2 separate regions of the Homo sapiens genome follow, and region 1 is linked to region 2. A link is a loop called in an ENCODE intact Hi-C map of the cell type or tissue named here. Cell type or tissue: endothelial cell of umbilical vein. All regions are shown on one strand.

Region 1 (8,000 bases), 1.2 Mb before region 2:
GCTATGTCCACTGTGCTGAGTTACATCATGTTTATAACCTGCCACTTTGCTCTATTTTCATCAAGGCAAATGGTTGGATGACTAATTACTTTGGTATTTAGAAAAACCACAGTGGCAATTTCAGCCTGAAATAATTTAACTTGTAGTATGGGTACACTATTGGCTAAGTCAAATTCTAAGGTTAATTTTGATGGAAAAAAGGGCCTCACATGAATCCTGAAGGTGATGAATTAGAAACACAAAAGTGAAAGAAGTAACTGCAGAATCAGAGGAGAGCAAAGAAGGAAGCAAGGTAATATTTATGCACCTCATAGACATATCACACTGCCTTTCCTCTCTTTAGGCAGACATGCGCCAGGTTAGGGTCTAGCTGTCTCTAATCATTTTAGCTGTTGCTTTAATGAATGTCAAATTGCCACAATCTCCCCAGATTTCAGTCAGGAAGACCTTCTGATGAGTCTTTTACCTTGTTTTCTTTCAACACAGCAGGAATTGTAATGAAGAAATTAAATCATTCTTCATAGACAATAGGAATAGGGTCCCCAAAGCTTTTATGACTTGCTGTCCTCTTGGCAACAGCATTAACTGAGTTTCAGATTTGAGTTAACATTTTGAGAGATTGCTTTTTGAGGATAAAAATAAGGCTCTGAAATAACAATATCTTTCAAATGAATACAAATACCCATATCTCTGTATTACTCAATAATTTAAGACACAATTCTATAGAAATATACAGGCACAATGAAACTTTTGTTTACAATTAAGAAAAGGATGAAAGATACTTCATTTTTGGTATGAAAATATTTATTGAGTGTTTATTATGTGTGAGGGATTGTGGTCAGTGCCAAGTATATAATTGAACAGAACAAATATGCCTGCTTTTATAAAGTCTATATTTATTGTAATGGGGATACTGAAATCTTAATAGGCAGTGATAAAACAGAGTGATAAAAGCTGTGATAGAGGAAATAGATGTAAGGCTCCATGGGATACTAAGGAAGGGCACCACTCAGCACCACTGAACCTGGATCTGGAGCTCACAGAAGGCTTTCTGCAGGAGGTGACAGATTAGCTGAAATTTGACCAATGGCTAGAAGTGTGCTCTAGCAAAGAACATGTAAGAAGATTCAAGAGAGCACAGGGAGCAAAGATACTGAATGCAACACAGTAGGACTGAATGATGGTGGTGAAAGCGATGGTTCTGATGGTAGAGACGCGTGTAGAGAGATCTGCATGCCTAAGCATATTGTAAGATGGGTTAGGGTGACTGGATTTTAACCTGATGCCAGAAGCTGGTATTGAAAGGGTGAGAATGGAATTACTAAATTTACTTTAGGAAGATCAGTCAAATCATTAAGCAACAGATGACAAGCCGAGTGTTCAGTACCTCAAGTCTTAGGGAACACACAACACATGTTTAGATTTAGATTCAGATTCAATAGAAATGGACTTCTGTTTTTAACAGGAAGGAAATCTAGATTATTTGACAGACCTCTGGATAAAACTGAAAGTCTCCCTCATCATTAGATCACGGGTGTTCTGGCAAGGAGTTAAGAACTTCTCAGAGGCCAGAAGCTATGTGAAAGTGAGCACCCAGTCAGAAAAGTGGAGCGATGAGGCCAGCTGTTAGAATGTTTGCCAAATCCGGGTGGCTTGATTTTTTTGCTTTTTTGTGTCCCACAGAGCATAGGAGGTGTGAGAAAAAGCTTAGGGCCTATTAAATATGAGAATTATAACAGGAGGCTTCATGCAAAATTGGAACTCCAAAGCCCTGTCCCTTCAGGATAAAGAATAAATAAAAACTGGAAAGAATGCTCCCTGCCTTGCTGCCCCATCACAGCAAGGAAAATCACTTATGTCAAAGTCTGATATCAGTTGAAGGAAAAAGGATATCTCTGTAGAATGTGTAACCACAGGACAGTCCTCAGGTAGGTTTGAGGTGCTGTGAGATTGGTGTGTTTAGGAAAGTGGAAGAAACAAATGGAGGAATACATCTTCAACCCAGTTTCCAAGTCATTCCTATGACTCTCTGAAGAAATATGAGTGAACAGCCCAAATCCCAAAACACAAAAAGAAACAGAATAAGAAAGCGAGAGTATTCAGAAACAGATAGTAGTATTGACATATTTAGATATTGATAGTATTAGACAAAGAACAGAAAAAAGTATACTTTGTATGTTTATGAAAATAAAATATATTATCTAAAACTGAATAAGAAGAAAGTAAGAAACAAGCAGACATGAAAAAATAGAATTTTTAGAAATGGGAAATACATTGTTTTAAAAATTAAAAGCTCAATAAATGGGTTTAATAGAAGATTGGAAACAGTATAAGAGAAAATTAGTGAATTGAAAGACAGCTGAAGAAATTGTCCAGAATAAAGTATCAAGAAACAGGGATGGAAAATATAAAAGAGAGGTTAAGAGCACAGGATACAAAGTAAGAAAGCACAGCATGAAAACTCAAATCAGAGTTCTGGAAGGAGAGGGGACAGAGAATAAGAAAGTTAAAATAGTTCAAGAAATAATGGTTATACATTTCCCAGAATTGTTAAAAGATACCAGTCCTCAAATTGCAAAAGCCTAATGAACTCACCCAAGAAGGGTGAATAACAGAAAATATATATCTAGACTAATCATAAAACTGAAGAATCAAAAATAGGTTATTTTATATTTGGTATAAAAAATTTGTTATGAGAAGTTTTACCCATATCAACATCATACTGTTTTAGTTTTAGATATTTCATAATATTACCGAAGTAATTTAATTATAATTTATTTTCTAATCATAAGATCATCTTGGGTAAAGCTCTTGATCTGCTTCATTCATTTATTTATTTATTAATATTTATGTATCATTTTATCTTACATTGTATGTAATTTTTAACTATATGACTATATGGTAATATAACTAAGACCCTGGGCTCTTAGAATAAAAAGCTATCACAAGGGTCATTTCTTGCTTTTTTTTAAATGAGAAAATAGAGGACTATAGAAATGAAATATTGCTTTTGGTATTACAAAGCCAGTTAATAGCTCCTGAATTCTAAATAAGCAATCATTCTAGATGACTAATGCCTGGTTGGTACCATTTTTCTTCTTTAGTTGATGAAGGGAAATATCCTAGTTTAAGTTACAACACTGTTAAGGCTCGCATGACAGACAAAACGTTCTTTGCTGAAATAGTGTTAGTAAAACTTAAGTAAAATTGGAGTCTTTAAAAATCAGAAGTTCAAGGGCACAGTGGGAAAAAAGGTTGCTCTTTTTGGCTCAGAGTCACAAATTGCATTTTAGTTAACCACTAAATAATAATATTGAATGTAGGATTGCTATTACAATTCACAGAAACTCCTTTCCCCAAGACTACTGAGAACAGACTGAACGAAAGTACTCTCTTCCAAGAGGGACAATGCTTTTAGAAGATGTAGCTCTGTTCCATATGGACTACATTTTATTTATAAATTACATTTATATTCTAAATTAAGAAATTGTATGTTCCATGCAATTGATCAGATACCATAATAACTTCTGTCTTCTTGATGTACCTGGCCTGAATATTAATGGGAACATTAACACCCTTGTTTTTTTTTTAGCCTCCAATGCTGTATAAGCTCTATACGCCTAATAATGGCTCCTAATTTGTTTTTTAAAAAACTATAATTCTTATTTTCCGTAATTGCTAGGCTCTTTTAATTTAATGTATGTTACACATCTTCACAATTTCATTTAGGTGAATGGCGAAAATTTAAAAGAAAAAGAAATGTTTTTTATGCCGTAAGACAAATTATGCTGTAAGGAAGCAATGCTGTAGAGGGATAGAAGAATATAGGTACAGTGGTTCTGGATCTACATATTAAAGGAAAGTCTGCATGTGATCTTGTAAGTGTCAAAGCAAAGCCACTTTACACAATTATGCAGGTACTCACACTAACTCTTATGTACCTGTCAGTAACTCAGGGAAGCATTTTACTAGGAGAGAACTTTTTTTCACGAAATCCCACATATAGCTGTCTTTACAAAGTCCATGCCTTTGCTAGGACAAAGAATGAGTAAAGGTGACCTCTGCACACAAAATGAATTAGAAAATTTCCCCTCAAAGCTGGATGATAACATTATTTTCCTGTATGTTGATGTTGTTGATAGCTGCCTACGATCACCCATGCCACTAGATGGCAGCAGCACTCTTTCATTCTAAGACTTCTTTTCTTTTCTTTTTTTTTAAATCTCACTCTCCTGGATAGTTGTTCTCAGCTCTGCTGTGCGATGATTTAAACAACGCTTTGATGCTGTAGGATGTTGGTGTTCACAAATAAGGTCTATCCTTTTCTTTTTTCTGAAAAGATAATATACTGCTTTTTCAAAGTCAATTAACACTTAGGGCAAAGGAAATGGGGAAAGCAAAAGGTCACTTTCTAAAGGGTTGCCTTGAAACCTTTTGGTAAAATTCAGGTGTCATCCAGGAATTGCAAATCACTGGGAAAAGAAAAGAAATAATAATTAGTTCATTTGTTTCTTGATAACTCCCAATAAGATGGCTTAATACGACTTTTCTGCTTTATTTCCTAGTAATGCCCATGGGGTGCTCAGAGTGCCGGCTGGTAATTTTTATGTCTTGAAGTCATGAGGGCAATTGGGATGCTTTTGGGCCAATTTATGCATCAGGACAGGGGTGATGGAGAGAATGGCTAAGATCTCTGGACTGCACTGTGGTTGAATACGCTTTACAAAAGAGAATTGTCCAGAGAGTGGCATGAGACAGGGAGGAGTGAGTAACTTCCTCAGAAAGGTGATAGACCGAAGGACAAAAACGATAAGACTTTCTTCTACAAACAATCAGCCTCCATTCCAACCTCCAAACAATGCTAAGTGAACCTAAGCTTCAGGGTCAGTAAAATAAGGATGCATAAGTTTGGAGCTACTTCATGTTTTGACCTCAGATGCACTTTGAAAATTTAGATAGTTCACCAGATGAATGTCTCAGAACATAACAGCTCAAGGTTTTAATAACTCACTTGAATTTCATTTAGAAAACATGCCTGGACACCCAGGAAACAATAAGCAGATATTAAAAAGTAACCAAATGCATTGCAAATGAAGTTATTAACAAACTGACTTTTAAATTTACTGCTGCTGGCAGGGTGCCCGTCTGGACAGGTCGAGTCAGGGCTGTGCACGGCTCACGCCTCTTGCAGCATGCCTCACCGTTGAGATCGCAGTCACAGTTCTTTCCTATCTTTTTATATCTATTTTAATATAAAAAGGCCTTCACTCGGTTTAATAACCTTTTCCTTCTTGAATAAGGAGTTTCTGTTTGCAATCACATGAATAGAAAAAGACCTGCTCCAGAAACTCTGGGAGATTATTGCATGCCTAGCTGCAAAAATAAGGTTTTGAAAGAGCAGAAGGGATGGAATAACTAAATAATGAGCAAATTCTTGGGAGGTAAATTATTATTCGGGATTTTTGAACTGGTCTTTTATAAAAGGAAATAATAATAATTACAATCCTGCAAATACTGTTGCCTGGTGGGAGACAACAGTAGCTTTGCTGGAGAGGCCGCTTGGCGCCTGCACTTTGTTCTCCTCCCACATCGCAGCCTGAAACATTATAAACCCAGGAAAAGACCCGCATTCACCCAATGAGCAATGTCTCCTTGCTTTGATTGTGTGTACGTTTCAAACCATAAAGGGATGGCATGATAACGTATTGCTTTTCACCTATAGGGGTCAGGGTAAAGTTTGAGGCTGCAGTTAAATGATGTGGGTAGATTCAAAGTACAAGGTTTCATCATTAGATATATTTTTGTTGGGGTGTGGGTGTCATCCGAACTTCCACAGGTCAAAACTGGCAATCGAATAATTGAAATTAATAAAAAAGCCAAGGAGAGGATGCGTTGGAAGCTGTACTCATAGGTCAGATCTGCCTCTCCAGTTCTAATATTTCCACTAGAATTTTTCGCTTCACTAAGCCTTGGCTTTTGACCTTCTCCACCGCTTCTTTTCATATCTAATAGGACCAACTTTATTCCCAGTTCTCTAAATTATTAATGATAACAAATACCTCCCTTTGTATTCAGTTGGAGATTTTAGCCGCATTTTGACAGAGAAGTTTAAAAGTCAGAGCTGGTAAGAACCACTGGGAAGGTCTGGTAGAAGGGGATGAGTGGGGAGGAGTGATTTTTTTCCTGCCGTCATCAGGCTCTCTTGGCCAGGGAAGCAGTGGTTGATCTGAGTGAGAGCAGTGCTTAGTGTGCTCTTGACCTATTTCTGGTCTGACCGCGTTCTCTCTCTCTGCTGTCATGAAGAACTTCTGTGTCTGTCTTCCCCTCAGCTTCCCCATCAGCACATTCACTATATGTGACACAAGATTGTCACCAGAATCAGCCTGGGCTTCCCCTTGTCAAAAGGACCCTCAGCACCTAAGCCCCTCTTCCAAAGAGACTCAGCCTCTGGCAGGTGTTACCAGCTAAAATTGAGTTTCGTGGCAGCTGCTTCTGGAACCTCAGAGACAGTGCTGCATGCCCGCAACAGGGGGACCATGAGAAGCCTGCGCATCCTGTGCACATGAGCCAATTGCCGCTGCTCCCTCTGGAGGATGTGGTTGCTTGAAAATAAAAGTTCCTTTCGCTTGTGTGAAAAAATGTGTTTTTTTCCTTTGCTTGTTTACTTAGTTTTCACCATTTAAAAATCATGCAGCATCTTCATTAAGGGGTAAACGTACAAAACATTACTCCTACTTGCATTTTTCTTTAGGTGCCAACACACCTCAGCAAGCTTTCAGACAACAGTCACCTAGCAACTACTTTTTCATACATTAAATGATTTCAAACTCTCACATTTCCCTCCACAAGAGCTGTATATTTTGCCTTTTCTTTCCATCTTACAGCTCAAGGAAAGAGCAAACAAGAATGAGAAAGTATATTGTTTAATCACAAAATATCAGTTTCAAACGATTGCTTTTAAATATATAAATATTTTCTGTAATAGTTTGCTAATCCATTTCTGACTTTCTATTTAAGTGGCAAGATATTAGTTAGAATTAGGTTCCACTGAAAGTGACAAAAACACTAAAGTTTAGTGGGTTTAACGAGAAAGAAATGGAAATGCAGTCCTTGGCTTGTGCCCCAGTGCCAGCATCCCTGGGAATCCAGGTTCATCTCTCCTGACTGATCTGCCATCCTCAACATGCAGTGACTGTGTCTTTGTCAGAGATGGCAGGGCCGGATTTTGTATCCTCATTTCAGGCAGCAGGAAGAAGAAAAGAGAAGTAAAAAGACATGCTACCTCACTTCTTTTATTTTTATTTTTTTGAGACAGTGTTTCACTCTGCCACCCAGGCTGGAGTGCAGTGGCGCGATCTCGGCTCACTGCAACCTCTGCCTTCTGGTTTCAAGTGGTTCTCCTGCCTCAGCCTCCCGAGTAGCTAGGATTACAGGCATGTGCCACTACACCCAGGTAATTTTTGTATTTTTAGTAGAGATGGGGTTTCACCATGTTGGTCAAGCTGGTCTTGAACTCCTGACCTCAGGTGATCCTCCTGCTTTGGCCTCTCAAAGTGCTGGGATTATAGGCATGAGCCACCGCATCTGGCCCATGCTCCCTCTTTAAGGTGACTTCCTAGTGGTTTCACCAATTGCTTCCACCTATATTCCACTGGCCAGGACTTAGTCATAGGGCCACACTTAGCTTCAAGATGGTCTTTATTTTGTGCTTTCGTGTGACCAACTAATATGCAGGGTTTCCATCACTGCATCAATAAGGAAGACGAAGATGGATACTGGAGAACACCTAATAGTCTCTGCCACAGGTCAAATATTAAAATTTAGGTAAACTGCAAAATTTATATTGCATCACTAACTCTTTTTTTCTTTCCAGAAGAAGGAATGCTTTCTTCTCTTGAGAGCAACAGATAACTTATTTAACAGAGGTGAAAATGTAAATGTTATTTGAGTTGTAATTGTTAGCAGGTTCTGAAAACATCCTAGAGGATTAACTACAGTCT
Region 2 (8,000 bases):
TAACTCAACCCAAAACTTTCTGGCACCTTATGCTCCCATTTTTTTTACATGGAGGCATAAACAATCTTATCATTAATCCCTCTGTTAATTGAAATTCTAGCTCTTTTCCTTAAAGAGTCCATCTACATTCACAGTGCTAAATATCACACTAACATTGTAGCTGTAAAATGTTTGATTCTTGCCCTAATGTTTCCTTGGAGTTTCATCTTCACATTCTACTTATTTGACATTTTCTTGTTAATGACCATATGTAATTTCAAATTCTCCCTGTATTAAGTCAAATAAATGTCTTTGCCTCAAAACAAATGGTTTCATCTTACTTCCCTGTTTATCTACCATTATAAATCCTCAAGTTAGACATTGCTAAATAAAGTTGACTTTTTTCCTTCTCTTTTCTCCAAGTAAGCAATCAGGACATTTAGTTTGCTGTTTTTCAGGATATTTCTCAATCAATTTTTTCCAATTCCCACTGCCACTTTCTTGCCTATTAACTCATTATTCTATGCCTGGATTGCTGAACTGGTTTTCTGAATAGTCTTCTGACTTTCAATTGTTTTCATTACTATTTGTAATTCAGACAGCATCTAGACCAATCTCTAATAACAGATTAGTCTAGCAAGCTTCTTAAATGTATCAGTTGTCCATTGCTAAGATAGTCTTAGAATTGAACTGAATCAAACCTTTCACAAATATTTCAAACGCATTCTTAAAGCCATCATGAAATGTATGATATTTTTATTCTGAAATGTTCACCCTATTCTTGAAAAACTACAAATATGAAAAAAAGTGTTTTTAATCAAATTTAAATACAGATTATCTATTTTTATTTTCTCATATTTAGGTTTTCTTTTTCAATCAACAGACATGTTTTCCCTCCTAGTTTAGTTCACCAGATTTCATTATTCCTTTTAGACTGTGTTGCAAGCATTATTATCAACATGTCTTCCATTCTAAATGCAAATCGACATACCTTACGTTTAAGATGAATTCTTTGTTTACACTTGTACTTCTGTATTCTAATTTTGCCACCTTAATTAATCTGAAATTACTGACTTAGGAGTTGATTTGAATCTTTTTCTTGTCAGATAAGCAATTTGGTGAACATGAGTAGGTTAATAAATATGTAAAATGCAAACATAACCAATTTTAAAAATCAAAATTATATTTTTTATAAATGGATAGCAAAACTGAAAATTGTGTAGCTAAGCAACACATGTTTAAGTAAAGATCATAATATTCTATGGACTTCATACAGAAATTGCCATGAACATTTTATGCACTTTAGCAGTTTCTTTTTTAAATGATGAGACACTTCTTTTGGAAGTTAACCTTCAAGAAACTGCATTGAATATAGCTAAATGAGAATGTATTGTAACTTATCATAAATAGCATTACTTCATAAGACAACATACTGCTGATATAGTTTGGATATTTTTCCCCTCCAAATCTCATGTTGAAATTTGGTCCCCCTAGCCTGGGCAACAAAGTGAGACTCTGACTCCACAAAAAAAAAAAAATACAAAAAATTAGCCAGGCATGGTGGCACAAGCCTGTAGTCCCAGCTACTCTGGAGGCTGAGCTGAGAGGATCACTTGAGCCCCTGGAGGTCAAGGCTGCAGTGATCTCTGATTTCACCATTGCATTCCAGCCTGGGTGACAGAAGAAGACTCTGTCTCAAACAAACAAACAAAAAAAGAAATTAAAGATTTTCCTAAATGTAAAATTGATAATGCTCATTGTAGAAAGTTTGCAAAACAAAAGAATTTTTTTAATTAAAAGTAGGCTACAATCACAGCACTCACAGGTGATCACTGTTAACTTTCTGATGTGTTTTCTTTCAGATATATAGTCAGTTATTTAAGTTAATACATTTGGAATGTTGTAAAGAAAAAAAGAAAAAGAAATTTGGTCCTCAATCTTGGAGGTGGAGCCTAAAGGGAGGTATTTTGGCCATGGAGGGAGAGCCCTAATGAATGGCTTGGTGTCATCCTCATGATAAGGAGTGAGTTCTTACTCTATTAGTTCACGATGGAACTGGTTGTTTAAAAAACCTGGCACCTCTTGCCTCTTTCTCCTCCCTCCTCTCTTGCCGTGTGATAGCTGCTCCCGTTCCCCTTCTGCCATGAGTGGATGCTTCCTGAAGCCCTCACCAGAAGCAGACGCTGGTGCTGTGATTCTTGAAAAGCCTGCAGAACCCTTAGCCAAATAAACGTATTTTCTTTATAAATTACCCAACCTTGGATATTTCTTTATAGTAATGCAAACAAAGGCAGCTGCCCAGAAATGTCATTTCTGAAAAATAAAAATTGGCCTTATCAAATATTTAAGAAATAATATGTCTTTTCAGCAATGAAATTCTTTTAAGCTTCACGGTTTTGTAATACTAAATGTGGGATAAGATAAATGCATTAAGATAAAGGCAAATGCATTTATCTTAATAATATTTAAATAGGGAAATAATTTCATAAACCTATAATTACTTGATAAATATATGGATTATTATCATTAAATATAATTTTGCAGGGAACCAAAATAATCTAAGTAAAATATAACCCTTATATCCTCTCGCTTACATTCTAACAAGAGCTAAATTTTCAGTGGGATGGCATAGTTCAGGGATGGCATAGAACAAAGAGTGGAGATCAACTACATAGGAAAGAAGTAGACTAGGTAAGTTTCTTGCAGAGAGGAATAAGAATTGGAGGCAGCCAGACAGCATCAGGGAGCTCCAGGTTGAGAAACAGGTAGATATTTTATTTAAGTGAGTATTGCATAGAGAAGGAGGCCTGCTGAAAGACAGTGTTCCCTTAATGAAATGCCAGAAGGGCAAAAGAGATCCAGGCACCAGGATTATCTTTAAGAGTGACAGCATGACTGAACCCTGAAAAAGAAACTCAGTAGGAAGAAAGGATCTACAATGGAGCATGAGGATCAATAGTTTCTTATTGCCAGCCGTGTGCTAAACATTGGCCTAAGTATTTTGAAAAAGTCATTGCAGTTAGTTAAAAATGCAAGGATTTATGTTTTTGTAGTATTTAAAACTAAAAAATAATAATTAAAGCTCACACAGAAAAATGATAGTGTGAATATATTCTATCTTTTTCTTGTTTCCCCTCTGTTCACCGCCAGCAGGTGGGACCAAGCTGTCACTGCAGCAACCCAGAGCTCTCCAGGACTGAGGCTGTGGGCTCCTTGGATGTCTCTCAGCAGAGCCTCTTTCTTCCTTCCATTTTCCTTCAATTTTTCCTGACTTGTAAATAAACAACGGAGGGGCTGTGGAGTGCATGCCACTTCCTAGTTGCAATTCCTCCTTTAACTTGTGCACCTTATTACTGGCCACCAGCAGAGCCTCTGCTGTCAGGGTAGCTGCCCACAAAAGGAGCCAGTCTGTCTCCACCACTAAGAACCCGGCTTCCTTGCTGATCATTTGCAATTTTATACCCTCTGTCAGGCTACACAAGCCTGCTGGATTCTGGAGCTTTTGGGGTATCTCAGCACTCCGGGGCAGTCTGCAAGCAACAAGCAAGGGGGCAGCAGAGCCCCACGTAGACTCCTGAGGCCATCGCTGGATCTCCCTGCCAGTTTCATTTTCCCAGCCCATTTCCTTGGAATCCTGCTGCCCACGCGATTGCTTCATCCCATAGACTGTGCAGCAGGAGTGCACAAAACTGAAACTCAGAGGCAGAGAAATTATCACAAGGGAGTGTCCCAAACAGAACTGAGATGGGGAGGTTGGGATTCCAAAGAAAGAAGCACTAAATGCCAGGGTGATCAGTCCAAACAAAGCATTTATTAAGAGCACTTATGTGGAGAGTGGCTGCAGCAATGCTCCTGACAGACGGGGGGAAAAAGGATGTTCTCCCTAGGTATGTCCACAGTAAGGGGGTCACAGTATGGAGTTTACATGAGGGCTTAAGGAATTTGGCTCAGGGATGGGGCCAGTTTCTCTCTACTAAGCCTAGATTTCTTTGTTAGTGCTTGAAGATGTTCAAGACTGCTGAAAAAACCTGCAGCTGGCTGGGTCACAGAGTGGTTATGACACTGTGATTCTTTGTCAGGACACAGAAAGAAAGTGGAGGGATCTGGGAGGACTTATATCTTCATAACCATTCTTCTCTTAAATTAAGGCATGAGATTTATTGCCAGAGACAGTAGAGGGTCTCTGTATCAGGGCATTATATACTCTATGACAGACAATTTTTATTTTTTATTTTATTTATTTATTTTTTGAGACGGAGTCTCACTCTCTTGCTCAGACTGGAGTGCAATGGCGCGATCTCAGCTCGCTGCTGCCTCTCCCTCCCAGGTTCAAGTAATTCTCGTACTTCAGCCTCCGGGGGAGCTGGGATTATAGGTGGGTGCCACCACGCCTGGCTAATTTTTGTATTTTTAGTAGAGAAGGGATTGCGCTATGTTGGCCAGACTACTCTAAACCTCCTGACCACAAGTGATCTGCCCACCTCAGCCTCCCAAAGTACTGGGATTACAGACTTGAGCCTCCAGGCCCTGCCAATGGCAGACAATTCTTTTGAGTTCTATCTACAGCAGAGCTGCTCAATAAGACTATCTACAGTTGTGTAAACTTTAATTTTAAGTATTTCTAATTTAGTCACATCTGGCTAGTGGTCACTGTATTGGAGGGCACAGCATCGTATACAGAAGGTTTTCCTGTCCGCTGTTAAAGTTTAGACACGAAATTGGTATCATGAAAAAGGTTAATACGACATTGAGGAAGCAAAAGGAAAACTTACTAATTCTGAAACTAGAGACATTTTGATGGAAGAAGAAAATAAATCTCCCTCACTAGATTTGGTCTAAAGAGGGATGTATATTACATAAATATGGGAAGCTTTGTATAGAAATCCTTTGTACCCCAAATCTAATAAGTGTACCTTTGATGTCGTCCTCAGATCATATGTGGTAGAACTATAGCAAAATAATATTAGTAGTAATATTTGGTCCCTGTGATTTCCCTCAGATATTTTAATATGGTCATTTGGAAAGCACGTATCTTGAAAGTCTCAGACAGGACTAGGCTTAACATGTGGGGTGATGTAAATTGTTAGTGGCGGCTCAACGTGCTTCACCTAGGTGAAGATTTCTGATGAGGGACACTACTGATACTTTGGGCTGGACATTATTTATTTTATGGAACTGCTCCTGTGCATAAATGTTATTTAACACCATATTTTTAGGGACTAAATTCATATGTACAAATGTATATATATGAATATACCAATGTTCTGTTCAATCCAGAAAAAAGCTAGGTAAGAAATTACCAACTTTGGCATCAAGTGCCAGCACATTGCCCAGCAACAAAGATGTACCAGAGGACACAGTCAGCTACCATCACAAGTTAATTTAGCCTACCTACATTTAGACTCTCTACTCTCATATACCAAGACACAATATTTTAGAAAGATGGAGAGAGTAGATGGAAATAATAACAAATATTTTTTTCCCTTGACAACACAGAGCATTTTCTCAATTTAAACAGAAAGAACTAAAACCTCATATTTCTACTACCCAGCAAGTAAGAGCTCATGAATAAGATAAAATTAGTTATTTTATTATCTATATAATCTAGATCAGATGCCAGCAAACTATAGCTTGAGTGTCATATCTGGCCCACTGCCTATTTGTGTAAATAAAGTTTTATTGAAACACAACCCAAATCATTTGTTCATATATTATGTATAGCTGCATTTGTGCTATAAAAGCAGAGTTAAGCAGTTGAAAAAGGGACTGTAGAGCCCACAAAAATCTAAAATATTTATCATCTGGCCTTTTGCAGAAAAATTAAATTATACTGCATTACAACTAGCCCACAAATATCAGTAGCTTAATGCAATACCACTCTACATCTTGCTAATGCTTCATGTCTAGTACAGATTGATGGGATTTATGTTCCAAACCACTGATCAAAAATCTAAGCTGATGGAGCTCAAGCCTCACGGTATATAACCCATGATCATCTTGAATGACACAATAGAGAAAGAAAGAGCTGGAGGGTTGCATAATGAGTCTTCAATATTTCTGGTTGGAAATGACATAATGCACTTTCATTCACAATCCATTCCCCAGAACTAAACACAGAATCTGCCTAACTATAAAGGGAATAGGAAACGTTGACGAGCTTATGAATATTCAGAGAATAGTAAATGGCTCTGTAAAAGTTATAAAAAAAAAATCGAAGCTATATTTTTCTACTCCTCTATTTGATATGGAATAAATTTCAGTCCTGACTGCATGTCATATTCTGAGATATTTTTCAACTTTATTGTATTAGATTTTTATATCTTTTTTAATTGGAAGGTTATTTGTTTTATATATTTTATATAAATCATATATACCTTATATAAGATACACTACATATTTATTTATGAACTAGATATGTAGATATATAATAGATATTTGTATATATGTGAATGTATAAAAAATTTTTTTGAGACAGGGTCTTATTTTTTCACCTCAGTTAGAGTCGAGTAGCAATCATGGCTCACTGAAGGCAAGACCTTCTAGCCTCAAACTATCCTCCGGCCTCAGCCTGCTGAGTAGCTGGAACTATAGGTATGTGCCAGCATACCCAGCAAATTTTTATTTTATTTTATTTTACTTTTTGTAGAAACAGGGATGCAGATATACTACTTTCTTGACTTTTGTGTTCTTAAAACACTTTTTACTTTGTTAGTTATTTCTATGAATAACATCTTCTGAGTCAGAGATGGCTTTTCTAGGTTTCCAGGATTATTTCAATATTGCCTGTCTTTTCATGCAAATTTCAATTAAAAAAAAAAGTCAGATCTCAAACTCGCATTCTAATCTGGATGCCCCAATGTCTTTGTGCAGACCTAGCTTTGCTGGAATCATTTATTAACATTTGGTAAAACAGCTGGTTTTGAAACCATCTTCTTCCTTGTCTAGAGCTTCCCAAGTTCTTTTGATTTTCCTCTTCTCTCTCCATTCCTTCATAGACATTATCTTATTATGTCTTAAGGTAATTGGTCACTTCCTTTCCAACTACTGTGAACCCTAAATATCTGAGAGAGGTCTCAGTTAAGTTAGAAAGTTTATTTTGCCAAGGTTGAGGATGTGTGCCCATGACACAGCCTCAGGAGGTCCTCATGAAATGTGCCTAAAGTGATCAGAGCACAGCTTGGTTTTACACATTTTAGGGAGAGAAGAGACATCAATCAACATATATAAGATGAACATTGGTTCCGTCCAGAAAGGCGGGACAACTTAAAGCAAAGATGGGACAACTTGAAGTAGGGAGGAGGCTTTCAGGTCATAGATAAGATTTGTCAGATAAGAGACAAATGGTTGCATTCTTTTGAGTTTCTGATTAGACTCTCCGAAGGAGGCAACTAGATATGCATTTACCTTAGTGATAAAAGAAGGAGGCAACTAGATATGCATTTATCTTAGTGATAAAAGGGGTGACTTTGAATAGAATGGGAGGCAGATTTGTCCTGAGCAATTCCCAGCTTGACTTTTCCCTTTAACTTAGTGATTTGGGGGCCCCAAGATTTATTTTCCTTTCACAGTTTCCCCCTTTACTTTTTAAAAATTTTTTGGAGAAAGCATTTTAGAAGAGAATGAGTCTCTTGTCTCAGGTTTCATCTGATCTCTAATTGCTAGGACAGTTAATTCATAGATAAGTGGGTCCTGATTTATTAGGAAAGGTCATTTTTAGCAGGTTATGAAATCTCATGTCTTATGAAGAGAAAATAGGAGGAAGAAGGGAGGGAAACAACAACAACCAAAAGAACATTCCTGGAAAATCAATATAGGCCACATTACTCTGAAGTCCATAAATCATTAGGCTTCAGGTATGAAAGTGGCTTGTGTATGTAAATAGGTTGCTGTTACTTTCTTCTGAAGTCTAACTTTTCTAGCTTCAGTTCACAGGGCTTTACAAAAGCACAGCCTAGCTTTCAGTGACTCCAAATTAGCAAAAATGTGAGAAAAAAGAAGAAAAATAATAAAAACATTGTTTT

What was found. Peaks named below come from ENCODE experiments on the same cell type or tissue, not always from the same donor. Only the 100,000 strongest peaks of a DNase experiment are listed, where the experiment ranks them.
Region 1: a loop joins it to region 2, with 6 times the contacts of the local background. A loop is called at or near these places in 2 of 110 quality-filtered maps.

The regions. Positions count from the first base shown.
Region 1 is chr4:129,358,714-129,366,713 of GRCh38, forward strand. It overlaps LOC105377417 (a long non-coding RNA gene), which reads right to left. Exons shown (of 3, transcript XR_939191.3): 3 at 4,178-4,472. Among named protein-coding and RNA genes, the nearest start is that of C4orf33, 270 kb to the left of the region's middle. In endothelial cell of umbilical vein, a CTCF peak has its summit at 4,163 (motif pointing right); DNase peaks (open chromatin) are centred at 68 and 4,188; H3K27ac peaks cover 250 bases.
Region 2 is chr4:130,560,190-130,568,189 of GRCh38, forward strand. No RefSeq gene overlaps it. Among named protein-coding and RNA genes, the nearest start is that of LINC02479, 190 kb to the left of the region's middle. RefSeq lists an enhancer at 3,405-3,699. In endothelial cell of umbilical vein, a CTCF peak has its summit at 3,547; a DNase peak (open chromatin) is centred at 3,562; H3K4me3 peaks cover 680 bases.